2 separate regions of the Homo sapiens genome follow, and region 1 is linked to region 2. Evidence: chromatin loops called from intact Hi-C (ENCODE). Cell type or tissue: PC-9. All regions are shown on one strand. Each heading gives the region's core, and the rest is flanking DNA. Links, peaks and the distances in the headings are about the cores only.

Region 1 (5,000 bases), core at 1-5,000, 170 kb before region 2:
TGTGTAGGTAACAATGAGTCTGATGGATTTTGAGCATGAATCTGCCCTACTCAGGACATTTGAAATGGTGAGGCCATAAGTGAGATAGTGAGGCAAGCGCACTCTGCAGGATCCTGGGTAGAGGTGATGAGAGCTGTGAGAGGGAGCTGACAGTGGGAATAGAAGGAAATTATAATATTATGAAGGAGGAAATGATCAATAGGACTTGTTAACCTATTGAATGTGGGAGAAGCAAAGGAGAAAGACAGACATTGACCCTGGATCTCTAAGAGAATGGTTATCCTGATAGCAAATTGGTTTATACATATTGATTTAAGACACAGTGGTACCACTCAAGCGGCAGTGCATTTAAGTAGAAATGCTCAATCATTCATTAGTTACCTACGATTAGAACTTGAGAAGGAAAGGCAAATAATGTGCATTAAGATACCACTGTATTCTCAGCTATGTGCTAGATCCTAATTTAGGAGAGAAATGGGGCTGGAGTTTGCAATTTGGCACCATCTGCATAGATGTCAGTCAAATCAGGAGAATGGAAAGGATTCAATGAAGCCAAATTTATCACACTTTCTCTATGTCCCTTCACTATGAAAACAGTTATCACACAAAAATAGATGCATATAAAAAACACTACATCACATCACATGATCAGTCAAAATATCTGAGTTCCCTAAGTTAATTCTGAGGTTTAGGCAGTGATTGAGATAAGGAAGGAAAAACAGAACTGTAATTGATCTCTTCTATTCTTCTCTCCCCTTAGGGAGGTAGACAGACACAAAACAGGAGTCAGGAAGGAACCAGGGAAGAAAGTTTTTGGGAGCGTTTCCACCTGCTGAGATAAATAGGAGTAAAAATAAACTCTCTCCTTAAAGAATAATAACCCTTTGAAAAGCGTCTCTTACTTTTCTAGAACTCATTATCCATGTACAGACATGCTCCTTTCATTCCCATCATAAAACTTTTCATTCACAAGCCAGTGAGGAGTCACACATTCCACCTTCATGCTCCCTCCGGCACACCAGGGTCTCAGTGTTTCCCTATTGCTTTGCGTGCCCGTCCTGGAGCTCGGGTGCAACAGGCAGAATAACAACGCATGATAGATGTTTCTACAGGAGTCATCCGTCTTTACCATTTGCCACAATTCTCCAGGGTGAGCCGGGTCAACTGCTTCCTTCTTCCCAGCAGTCAGGAAGGTCATGCTGCTTACAATGACTCTCTCTCTGTTTAAATGCCCAGGGAAGGGAAAAATGGAAGAGCCATAACAAGAAAGAACAGCAGGGCAGGCAAAGGTAGACTAAATTTGCAAACTTAGAAAGCATCTCAGAATATAGTAGTTATTTAATATAAAAGTGCTTCCATTCCTGGTACTCTTACTTTCTTTGACTCTGTAAGTGCAATACAATAAATATTATAACTGTGTGTAATCACAGATTTAATGGCATGACTACTTCTAAAGAACCGAATATAGGTGTCGTCTTTGAACTCAATAACAAAAGACACCAGTATCAAAAGTTCCCCAAGACCCTGGAGTAGAAACACCTGCCTTAGGATCTGTGAAAGATATATACATTAGCACCCCTGGATTCTTACAGATTCTCCTGGAATTTCTTGCTAAAAAGGGAGAGAGAGTGTTGGGAGGGTTTCCTAAAAAGCATCCCCAGCAGTGTACTTGCACTATCGAAAATGAATTCATTTTTGGAAGTGGCTGTCTCAAGACCCATGTCTATATGATGGCCAATCAAATAACTGATGCTCACACTCCTAGAATCTAGGTAATATGCTCTGAAAACATAAAACAGGGGGTGAGGGGTGGAGGGGGTGAAGGAGAACCTGCATGATGCTCACTAATTGAAAGTTGCCAAAACGGAAAACTTTTATAAAAAGGTAATAACACCTACTTATTGGGAATTTCCAGTTACACAACCAAGATACTATCACAAGACAAATTATGATGGAAAATAATCATGCTCAGACCTGTGCTGGCTGAAATAACAACCTGTTCTGACAGTGAAGAACATTCATACGATGAAGGCTCACATAACCCTGCCAGCAGAATCGCCACTTCAACAGTAATGACATAACAAAAATAACTTGCAAAACTGGCTCAAATGGGACCATGGGCGTTTTCTACCATGATTAAGTAATAACCATTTACTTTCTCTGTTGCCTGTAAACATTGTTTGGGTTCTCACAGCTCTTAATTCCTGGTATTACAATTTTATCTGTAACCTAATTCCTGAATCTAGCTGTTACCAGATTCCACAAAATACCAAACAGAGTTAGGGCTTGGCAGCCCAGTGACAGCCTTATAGGAAGACGTCCTTTGCAGGGTTCACAGTTCCCTTTCCACCTCCATGAACGAAGAGAAGAGTGTTCAAGTTCTTGATGCTGGCTCCCCCTCCAGGTGCAGGGAGGAAAAGACGGCAGGGCTTCTCATAGCCACCCTACCAGCCTTCTGTGTCTGCCTTCTAAAAAAGAGTCCTAAATCACAGAGAAGCAAGAGTGGGAGCTTCATGACATCAATGAACGTACCTACAGAAAATGACGATTTTTCACTTGGAATAAAAGACTTTACAACAAAATTTCAGAATTAATTAGCAACCCCATCCTATCTCAGTGGTATTGCATTTGCATAAAACAACCAAAGGCACTTAATGCTCTTCTCTTACCTGCCTACTGTCCCTTTGGGAGGATGTTGAAGAGGAGGCACTTCTATGGGTTGGAGTGGATGTTTTATGAGCAGGGGAAATGCCCTTCTCATCTGAACTCATCGCTGCAGTTAGAGTCTCGTTTTATGCACTTAAGACCATCCCAATCTTCTCTCAAATCCACAAACAAAGAAGTAGATGATTTTTCAGCTTCATTCCATTTCATGAATCAGGTTTGACTAGAAAAGAGCAGGCAATATTGAGGGTGTCCAAACCACCTAAAAGCAAAACAAACAAGCCTCATATAAGTAATTAAAAGTCAAATTAAAATCATTATCTTTAGGATGAAATATTAATTTGTGTTAGTGAGAGGAGGAACTCTGACACATTAGGAAATACTTCTTCCTCTAGATTTTAAGGCGGAAGATGAAAGTGTCAGTGTGTAAAAAAAAAAAAAAAAAGGACTGTTAACAAGCAAAATGGGAAGAAATCATGTACTAAAGTCATATTCTCTCCTCTTGCATTTTCTTTGTTTTAAAGCAGATTATAACGCTATATTTGAGACCCTGATGCTAAAGACGCCAGATTCTCCTCCGGAAACGTAATCTCTCCTACCCAATGGACTAGAATAAGAGCTCGGTCCATGTTTGTCTTCAGTTTAGTTTAGCTATGTCATGTATGTGACGGTTAATCCAACACAAAGTAGTCAGTTACAAAAGAGTTAACACATTGTGTGCATCCTGTGATCCAGCATTTGTGAAGGATCCAGGAATACATATATCCACATTTATTTGTACCTCAAAACTACAGCATGCCTACATGTGACTCTCAACAACCAACATGCTCGCAAACATCTACAGATTGACAGGTTATCTTAGAGCAGGGGTAAATGGAGTTCCTTCACTTATGCACAGCCAACAGCCACTTCAATTTTTTTACTTGGATTCATGTAAGGAAGGTTTGCATTGTTAGTATTAAGGTTAAAGCTTGTGTCAGAGAGAAGCTCTTAAATTGGCCTTGTCTCCAACACAGCTATGCTAAAAAATGTTAAAAGGTAAGCACTATGGTATAACATTAAAAGCTTAAAAAATGATATTTCCCAAAAGATAGACAATTAAAGTGAACTTTATCCTCTTACAAGAAGAAGGTCACATTCTAGCCCCCATCTTAATGCTAATATCTTCTTGGAGGAAGTACAGAACACCAGAACACTTGTGTAGGCTTGTTAGCACAGGCTGGGAAGGAAAGCTGCTAGCAGGAAACAGAAATCAATTTTTAGGCCACAAAAAAGTGAGACCTGAACTTCAGTCCAGAGGGTGAGACACTGAATCAGATAAACAAAAAAAGATGGAGATATATGGGCATTATGAAGACAGTGACTGAGGTGAACTAATGGATCTGGGAGTTAGAGCTGAGGTCCAAAGAATGAGCGGTTTACTAAGTACCAGGGTGTCTGGCGTGACATGATCAACAGATGAGTGGTAGCCAATATGACTAGAGTCAGAGATATGGCGATATGGTGGTCAAAGAAATGCAGAGACCAGTCCCTGCAGGACCTTGTAGGCCATGACAGTTGCTATGGTCTGAATATGTGCACCAAAATTCATGTGTTAGAAACCTAACCCCAACGCAACAGTATTGGGAAGTGAGGCCTAATGGGAGGTGTTTAGGTCATGAGGGTGGAGCCCTTGTGACTAGGTTAGTGCCACTATATAAACAGCTTGTGATATGGTTTGGTTGTGTTCCCACCCACATCTCATCCTGAATTGTAGTTCCCATAATCCCCATATGTCATGGGAGGAACCAGATGAGAAGTAATTTGATCTTGGGGGCGGTTACCCTCATCCTGTCCTCATGAGAGGTCAGACCTGATGGTTTTGTAAGGGGCTTTCTCCTCTTTTGTTTGGCATTTCTCCTCGCTGCTGACATGTGAAGAAGGAAGTGTTTGCTTCCCCTTCTGCCATGATTATAAGTTTCCTAAGGCCTCCCCAGCCATGCAGAACCGTGAGTCAATTAAACCTCTTTCCTTTATAAATTAGGTGCTCTTGGGTATGTCTTTATTAGCAGCATGAGAATTGACTGATACAGCTTGTGGGAGTGGGTTCTCTCTCTTCTGCTTTCCTGCCATATGACGACATGAGGTTCCTCCTCTCCAGAGGATGCAGCATTTGAAGTGCCTCTTGGGAGCAGAGAGACAGGGCCCTAACCTGCTGGTGCCTTGATTTCCCAGCCTTCGGAACTGTGAGAAAGAAATTTATGTTCTTTATAACTTACCCAGTCTTGGGTATTCTGTTATAGAAGCACAAGTGGACTAAGACATTGGCATTTTGATTTTTATCATAAGCATGAGAA
Region 2 (7,846 bases), core at 1,352-6,351:
TGGTTCTCTTAGTCAAGGAAACCTCCAACATAGTGCAGCTTCAGGGCCACTAGTGAAGGAATGCAGAAAGAAGCCTATTATGACAAGACTCTCAATAGCTGTCTCAAATTAACAGTATAGCCTTCTCATACATAAGTTAATAAGGAGTGTCAGAAGATGGGAGGCTAAGGTGTCATCTTGTTTTATTTGTTTTTGTTTGTTTGAGACGGAGTCTCGCTCTGTCGCTCAGGCTGGAGTGCAGTGGCGTGATCTCGGCTCACTGCAAGTTCCGCCTCCCGGGTTTACACCTTTCTCCTGCCTCAGCCTCCCAAGTAGCTGGGACTACAGGCGCCCGCCACCACACCTGCCTAATTTTTTGTATTTTTAGTACAGAAGGGGTTTCACCATGTTAACCAGGATGGTCTCGATCTCCTGACCTCGTGATCTGCCCACCTCGGCCTCCCAAAGTGCTGGGATTACAGGCGTGAGCCATCACACTGGGCTGTCATCTTGTTTTATTAACAGCATGTTCCAATGCAGAATTGGAGTCAGCCATTTTTTAAAATCCTACCCCTTACTGGGATTCTACTGAATTTCTATTTAGTAGAAATTCTTTCTAGTTTCCACTAACCTTAACCTAAGTTTCTATGATTGATATAAATTTTCTTCCTACTTAATGTTTTCCAGGATGTTTCTGTAGAATCCTGAGAGACGAGGGTTTGCAGAGGCTTGTATTTACACTAATAATTATTATCTTTCTTATTTTCTAGATGAGAAAACAGACCCAAAAAGGCCATGTGGGTACCACATATGAAACTCATTTTTGGGGAACTAAAGGCTAATAATATCAACAAGATCTAGAAGACATGATAAATTCCTGCTACAAATAGCTAAAAGCTATTAAGTAGAAGCTGGATATTCCAGGCACATTGCTAATCTTTAAGGATGATGTAAGGGAGATTTACTTCTGATTTCTTTTTGTGTGTGAAATACCTCCTTTGAGTTATCATAGTAAAATAAGACTGTAGGGACAACATTACAGTACCTGGTATAGACTCCCTATTGCCTATGATTCCCAGATTTAGGCTAAAAGTAGTAGGAGATGAGTCCTGTTAGGAATTTCTGGTGAAATAAACAAGCCAAGATGGTACCTAATGGTAGATGAATCCTGGTAGGAGTTGGTGATGATAAACCAAAGGTAGGTGCTATCTTTCCTAGTACACTCTTTTTTTGCCACTGTTGGCTCAATCTTGATATTGCCAAAGCAGCTCCCCTGTCCAGTGCTCTCAGCAACTATTGTAGATTGTTTCTAAAGTCAGTCCTTTAAGTAACAGATTAAAATCTTCTTCTCTATCCTCTTCAAAATGGTCACGCTGGCACTTGTATTAAGTTACGAATGTACTAATATAGAAGAGGGAGGAAGAGTTTTGTGCCAGTGGGGCAATGATATAAGAATGTAAAAATTATCTCCTAGGGCCAAAACCCAACACAGTGGATAGGCTTTGTTTTATTTTAAATTTATTTTTGAGATGGAGTCTTGCTCTGTCGCCCAGGCTGGAGTGCAGTGGCGAAATCTTGGCTCACTGCAACCTCCGCGTCAGCCTCCTTCATAGCTGGGATTACTCCAAGAGATTATCTCGCCTCAGCCTCCTTAGTAGCTGGGATTACAGGTGACTGCCACCATGCCTGGGTAATTTTTTTGTAGTAGAGACAGGGATTTACCAGGTTGGCCAGGCTGGTCTCAAACTCCTGACCTCAAGTGATCCGCCCACCTCAGCCTCCCACAGTGCTGAGATTACAGGCGTCAGCCACTGCGCCCGGCCCAGATAGGCTTTGTTGACAAAGAGAGAAAAAAATGAAATTACATATTTTTATATATCAGAACTTCTAGTAAATTAGTATATAACTTTAAAGTAGATGACTTTAATTTTTTTTCTGGCATAAAAAAACAACAAAAAAAAACAGAGCAAGCAAGCAAACAAAACCCTTAAAAACTCTGAGCTAATGAATGCTGTTACCTATGTCTTGTTAATGCTAGAAAATATTAATAATATATGAGCAAAAAAATTAGTTGTAACATCATTACTTACAAAATCAGAAAAGAATTTGGAGAAGAATTCAGAGAACGTAGTTTCACAGAAGTTATTGGTGGGAAGCACTTTGGTTATTCTTCTGTGCTCAGTATTTCCCCCAGTTTCTGTAGAAAACAGTACTGGTACTTGCCTTTTCACACAGTTCTTGAGTTTTGTACCTCATATACAAACAACTGTTTAAAAATGGTCTTCCGATGCCTTCCTTCTGCCACTTCTGCAGCATTTTGGTCAGACAGGCAGTTTCTAAGAGTCCCACGGTGGTATAGCCTAGGTTAGCTAGCTCACATGGACCTTGACATCCAGATACTGTCTTCAATTCATATATGACAGTCACAGAACTCCCTTTTTCTCTGATAATTACTCAGATAAATTTTCACAGGGCCTCGTAACTTTCTCAAAGTATAGTGGGAGCTGCATTTTCTACTAAGGACAAGACTTTTCTACCTTAAATAAAGTCAAAGCATGGCCATTGTAATGAATGAACTACAACTTGATATTTTAACTGAATATTTCTGTCTGATCTCCTATCAATACCATACCTTCAGTTCCCAGGATCCATGTGTTCTTGAGCTACTGTTTCTAGAAAAGGAAATAATGCAATCCATTTATTAGAATTCAAGTATTAAAATGGAACTTCTTGTCTAATAAGGATGACCATTTTTGTTTTCTCTTTACTGAAATCATATGTAAAAATAACTGCCCTGATTTTTAATAGCGCTTACCATCCACATATGGAACAAAGCCTGTGTGTGGCATACCTCTAGGTGAAAAGGCAATAGATTTCACTTGTTCTTGCCCTCACTGATTTTTAGCTTTAGTATTTATTAAAGCTATTGAAAGTTACAATGTACCTATAAATCAAAAGGTTTTTGGGTACATCAAAAAAGCATTCGTTTTACAAGAAGATTCATCTTACGATTATAAGAACACTCACATACACACAGAGGTATTTCTGTACCCTTTTGATTATTCTATTTCAGTTTTTTTGACAATGATAATTACATCTCCTTCATACTCCTTTGTCATTTAAAACAAATAACATTTACCTACGTACTTCTTCAGAACCCCAATCTTTGGTAATTTACTTAGACAATTCACTTAAAAATAAATGTAAATAAAAATATTAGGTAAAAGCTTTGAATGGCATAAACAATTACTATCCTTTACAAACATCAAAAAATATTCACTAAAGTAAAAAAAGATGGCCTATTATTTGTTATTTGTGAGACTGTGTTCTTCAATTTCTTAATGCAATTCATATTTACTGATATTAACTGAGGAAAAACCAGATGCTTAATTCTAAAAAATGCCCAAGGTAAAAAGACTAGGAAACAACTTCTCGATGCCTTACTTTTACAACAGTCCAACCTAAGGTCCAACATATGAAATCTCTTTGGGCCAGTATATTCCAAAGTGAATGCCACTGACCACCCCATCATAACCACAGCTTGTTCAAAAACTCACCCCAAACCTGCAGAACCAGTATACCTACATTTTAAACAAACACTCATGGTGATTCTTGTGGACACCAAAGTTAAAGAACCACAGTTTTGGCTGGGTGCAGTGGTTCACGCCTGTAATCCCAGCACTTTGGGAGGCCGAGGTGGGCAGGTCACCTGAGGTCAGGAGTTTGAGACCAGCCTGACCAACATGGAGAAACTGTCTCTACTAAAAATACAAAATCAGCTGGGTGTGGTGGCACGTGCCTGTAATCCCAGCTGCTCAGAAGGCTGAGGCAGCAGAATCGCTTGAACCCGGGAGGTGGAGGTTGCGGTGAGCTGAGATCGCACCATTGTACTCCAGCCTGGGCAACAAGAGTGAAACTCTGTCTCAAACAAACAAACAAACAAACAAACAAAAAAGAACCGCAGTTTTAGGCATTTCAAACACCATCATTTCCATCTCAGTGCCTTAAATTAAGATTGGAATGCTGCACTTTATCACCAATGTTTATCACCACCTAGTGGTAAAGTCCCTTATTTCTACTTTCCATGGATTCATTCATACTGAATAGGATCCCAATTAAGAGAGAACAAAATTCAGAGAAAGCTAAAATTTTAGAGTAATAATTTCCTGGCTATTTTTCACTACCTTTTTATCTACAGTAGATGAAACCTGTGAAACTAAAAGTACTGAACATTTTCTAAATGTATTTAACTTTGAAAAATTCTTTCTAGTATTTCAAGGAACATAGTTTGGAACATGTTGCTTTAGAAGCAGCAAATTTGACAGTTGCTTTCAGTAATCTACCATACAAGACCTCAGTTAATGAATTTACAAGAAGGCTTTAATCAGGCTTATTTTAAATGTTATTTCTTATTTTAACCACATAGTTGAGAGGTTTATTGAGATGTATTGCTTATTATTTAAAAAAATTTTTAAAGAAATATATACTAATAAAACTTCACTGTGTTGGCAGTTTTAATAACTAACATTTGCTGGGCATCCAAGTATTTATATATTATGTTCTTATACTCAAAGTGCATCTGAGAAGTAAACATTAAGGTGAAGACATAAACAACTAGATTAATAAATGCAATTTTTTAGGTTCTAGAATTTCCTCATTCTAAGAAAAATCTAAAATTCTGGCTTTTAAAATACAGCTTTAGGGATCAACTGCAAAAGATAGGAAGACAGGACCAAGGCTAAATAACTGAGAGGATTAAGATGAAATGCACTCTGAAGCTGAAGTAAGCATTGTTTACTGAGACATGCAATTGGGAAAGAAAACAAAACAACAGGTTGTACTGAAAAAGCAAAGTGTTTTGTAGGTAGAGAGGTATCATATGATCTCTTTAGAATTTATACTAGGATTCAAAGAAATACATCTAGATAAGGCACTTTACTCTTACCACAACTGTTTGCTGGGACCGGCTGCCTGACTGGTAGAAGGGAGAAACCGGGATCATTTAATCTGAACAGAGAATGTGGAGGGCTGGCCAGGTATATGATAGCTACCATGTGACAGATTCAAGCTCTCCTAGAAAGCCCAGTGAAATACTCTAATAGGGGAAAACTGTAGGAAATAGGATCTTATCTCAATTGTGAAGATTAACCAAAGATGCAATGGACTCAGGTAGGAGGTAGAGAGCTCCTTTCTATAACTGTTACTTTTACACTGTTTAGATTAACCACCTGGCAGAAATATTTTTGAGATAATTCAAGCATTAGTTACATGGCAGAGCCCAATAACTTGTAAGGAACAATTTAATTCCAATCTGTGAAAACTGAACTATGTGTACAGTAAATGAGTTTGGGATAACCACACCTATTTTTTGGTAATTAATCCACAACTTCCCTTGTTTAGGTTTTTCATTGCTTTGTTCTTTTAAAAAATTAAAAACAAAGAAACAGAGGACAGTGGCTATTCACAGGTACAATAACAGCACTCTGCAGCCTCGAACTCCTGGGCTCTGGCACTCCTACCGCCTCAGCCTCCTGAGTAGCTGGGACTACAGTCGCGCCACTGCACCCAGCTTTGCTTTCTCTTTAAAATACATCCTCTGCCTCACAGAAAGATACCTGGCCCAATTCTTGTCAGCAGTTTTGCCTGTGAAGGCACAACTAAATTTTCTTTTCTAAATTTGCTAAAATCACTGACTTTTAAAAGAAAAGATTTTAGTTTTCCAATGGAGATGTCCAAGTATAAGATACTCAGTTATTAAGATTGCTGAATTTAATCTTTCATCGTTTGAGTCAGAATGTGAGAAGTATAATGAGGAGATAATTACGTTTTAACAAATGCATGTCATTTATAATACCTTTTTATAAAAAGTGCCAAATGCTTGATTTAGATATACCTTTTTTATACATATCAATTCAATGTCATAGCTAATAATTTTTTTTTGTTAAAGTTTTCAAAATACAAGCAGAATAGATCCCTAATTTTTAATCTTTATTTAGTTTTAGTTTTTATTTTTGAGACAGGGTCTTGCTCTGTTGTCCAGGCTGCAGCAGCACTATTGTGGCTCACGGTAGCCTCGGTCTCCTAGGCTCAAGCAATCCTTCCGCTTCAGCTTTCTGAGTAGCTGGGACTGCAGGCACACACCACCACGCCTGGCTAATTTCATAATGTTTTGTGGAGACCGGGTCCTCTATGTTGCCCAGGCTGGTCTCCTCTTGAACTCTAGGGCTCAAGTGATCCTCCCACCTTGGCCTCCTAAAGTGCCAGGATTATAAGTGTGGTGAGCAACCACCCCTGGCCCTAATTTTAATCTTTAATTTCAAAATAACTATACCTCCTATTGTAGTCTGTTTTGAAAATTCCTTACATGTCATATTTTTGGAGTGGCCATTATTTCTATAAAGATAAAAATGTCCATCCCCCCAAAGCCACTGACATTTATTTAAATTTATTATCAGAAAGTTTTAATTTTTTTATCACTGTTGGCTTATAATCTTAGAGCTTCACAAAATTACCAACACATTTTGGTATAACTAAAAAAAATACAGTACAAAATATTTCCAATGATTTTGTCTTTTGTCCTTAGATTAAGTGTAAACAGTTAAGCTGCATATATAGATTGAGTAGCAATTACCATATTTTATTGACTCTAAGATGCAATTGATTGAAAAAAGCACCTTTTCATGTTTTATTAAGAAAGAAAATAAGGTTGTCGATTACACTATGCCATACAACTGATATTGAGATGCTTCTACTTTCAGGGGTGTTAAAATGTGAAAGATGTGCATCTCAAAATCAATGACATATGTCATTTAGTCAAATTCTAAAGACTGTCTATTAAATTTTTCCGTTCTTGTCTTTCACATAAATAAGTCATGATTTAGTTAAGCAAAGAAAACTTTATTTCTGCTACACGTAACAACATATTGCTCTAAGGAACAACTACTATATTCGTTTTAGCATTAATGTATGGATTCAAAAATACATGTCAGCAATCCCTGCTTCCCAGACAAAACAATGCTGTACACAGACTATCAGGTATATGGAAAAAAAAAAAGCTGTCAACTGTCCACAGGGAATGCGTCCAGTCACATTTTCAGTCAGTCAGCTGAGGATTATGTCATTATTTAGTCTTTGTTCTGTAGAAAGAACACAACACAAGTATGAAAATCATCACCTGAAAGGAAAGGAAATAGCTGTTGTAGTATTCCTAAAATGTTAGGAATTGTTCCTTTATTTCAATATACCCAATGTTATCTGCTTAATCATAGCTGCCCCCAAATAAAACCAAACTTACTAAGAAGGGCGATGCAGGTGCTGAATTTCTAGAGGGAAAGTGTTGTGAATTAACAAAAAATCTGATGCTCTGAAATACTAAAATTTATATTTTCCTCAAATAGAAAGAGAATTACATTGTGGTTATCAGACCCATCTCAAAATAGAATTCAACTACTTTCAATGTTATATCCTTGGATCAGTTGCTTCTATTTCCTAGGCATGACTCACTTAATCCCAGGCCCATACCTCAGAGATAAAAGAAACCAGCCTTCATGAGCTGTGTTTGCAGCCTTTTAAAAATTAAAGAAACAAACAAAAAAGTGCACCTACCCCAAAAAACTTGTCACAATCATATAAAATTTGGCAAAGTCTTCCACAGTATTTTATCGAAACTTAAAATAAGGTAATATGTTTATTTAATACACCAACAAAGAAGAAGAATCTCATAATGGAGTCCATTGTAAATAGGAGATCCGCAGCAAAAATAAAAAAAGCCATGCTGCAATTAGAAGAAATTCAAAACCGTGTAGCTAATCGTATCCTATCCAAACAGCCATTTTCAACTAACCTGACCCTATTTTATCTCTGCCCT

Evidence for each region. Peaks named below come from ENCODE experiments on the same cell type or tissue, not always from the same donor. Only the 100,000 strongest peaks of a DNase experiment are listed, where the experiment ranks them.
Region 1: it touches region 2 in a loop (2.1-fold over the local background); 3 of 110 quality-filtered maps call a loop at or near these places.

Annotation. Positions count from the first base shown.
Region 1 is chr2:178,303,956-178,308,955 of GRCh38, reverse strand. OSBPL6 (oxysterol binding protein like 6) reads right to left here. Exons shown (of 25, transcript NM_032523.4): 3 at 2,670-2,926. The coding sequence starts at 2,771. Among named protein-coding and RNA genes, the nearest start is that of CHROMR, 110 kb to the left of the region's middle. In PC-9, for the core only: CTCF peaks have their summits at 2,202 and 2,405 (motif pointing left); no DNase peak of the experiment used is centred there.
Region 2 is chr2:178,128,666-178,136,511 of GRCh38, reverse strand. RBM45 (RNA binding motif protein 45) reads right to left here. Exons shown (of 10, transcript NM_152945.4): 10 at 6,856-7,115. Among named protein-coding and RNA genes, the nearest start is that of RBM45, 20 kb to the right of the region's middle. In PC-9, for the core only: CTCF peaks have their summits at 3,833 and 4,032 (motif pointing left); DNase peaks (open chromatin) are centred at 3,551 and 4,031; H3K27ac peaks cover 296 bases.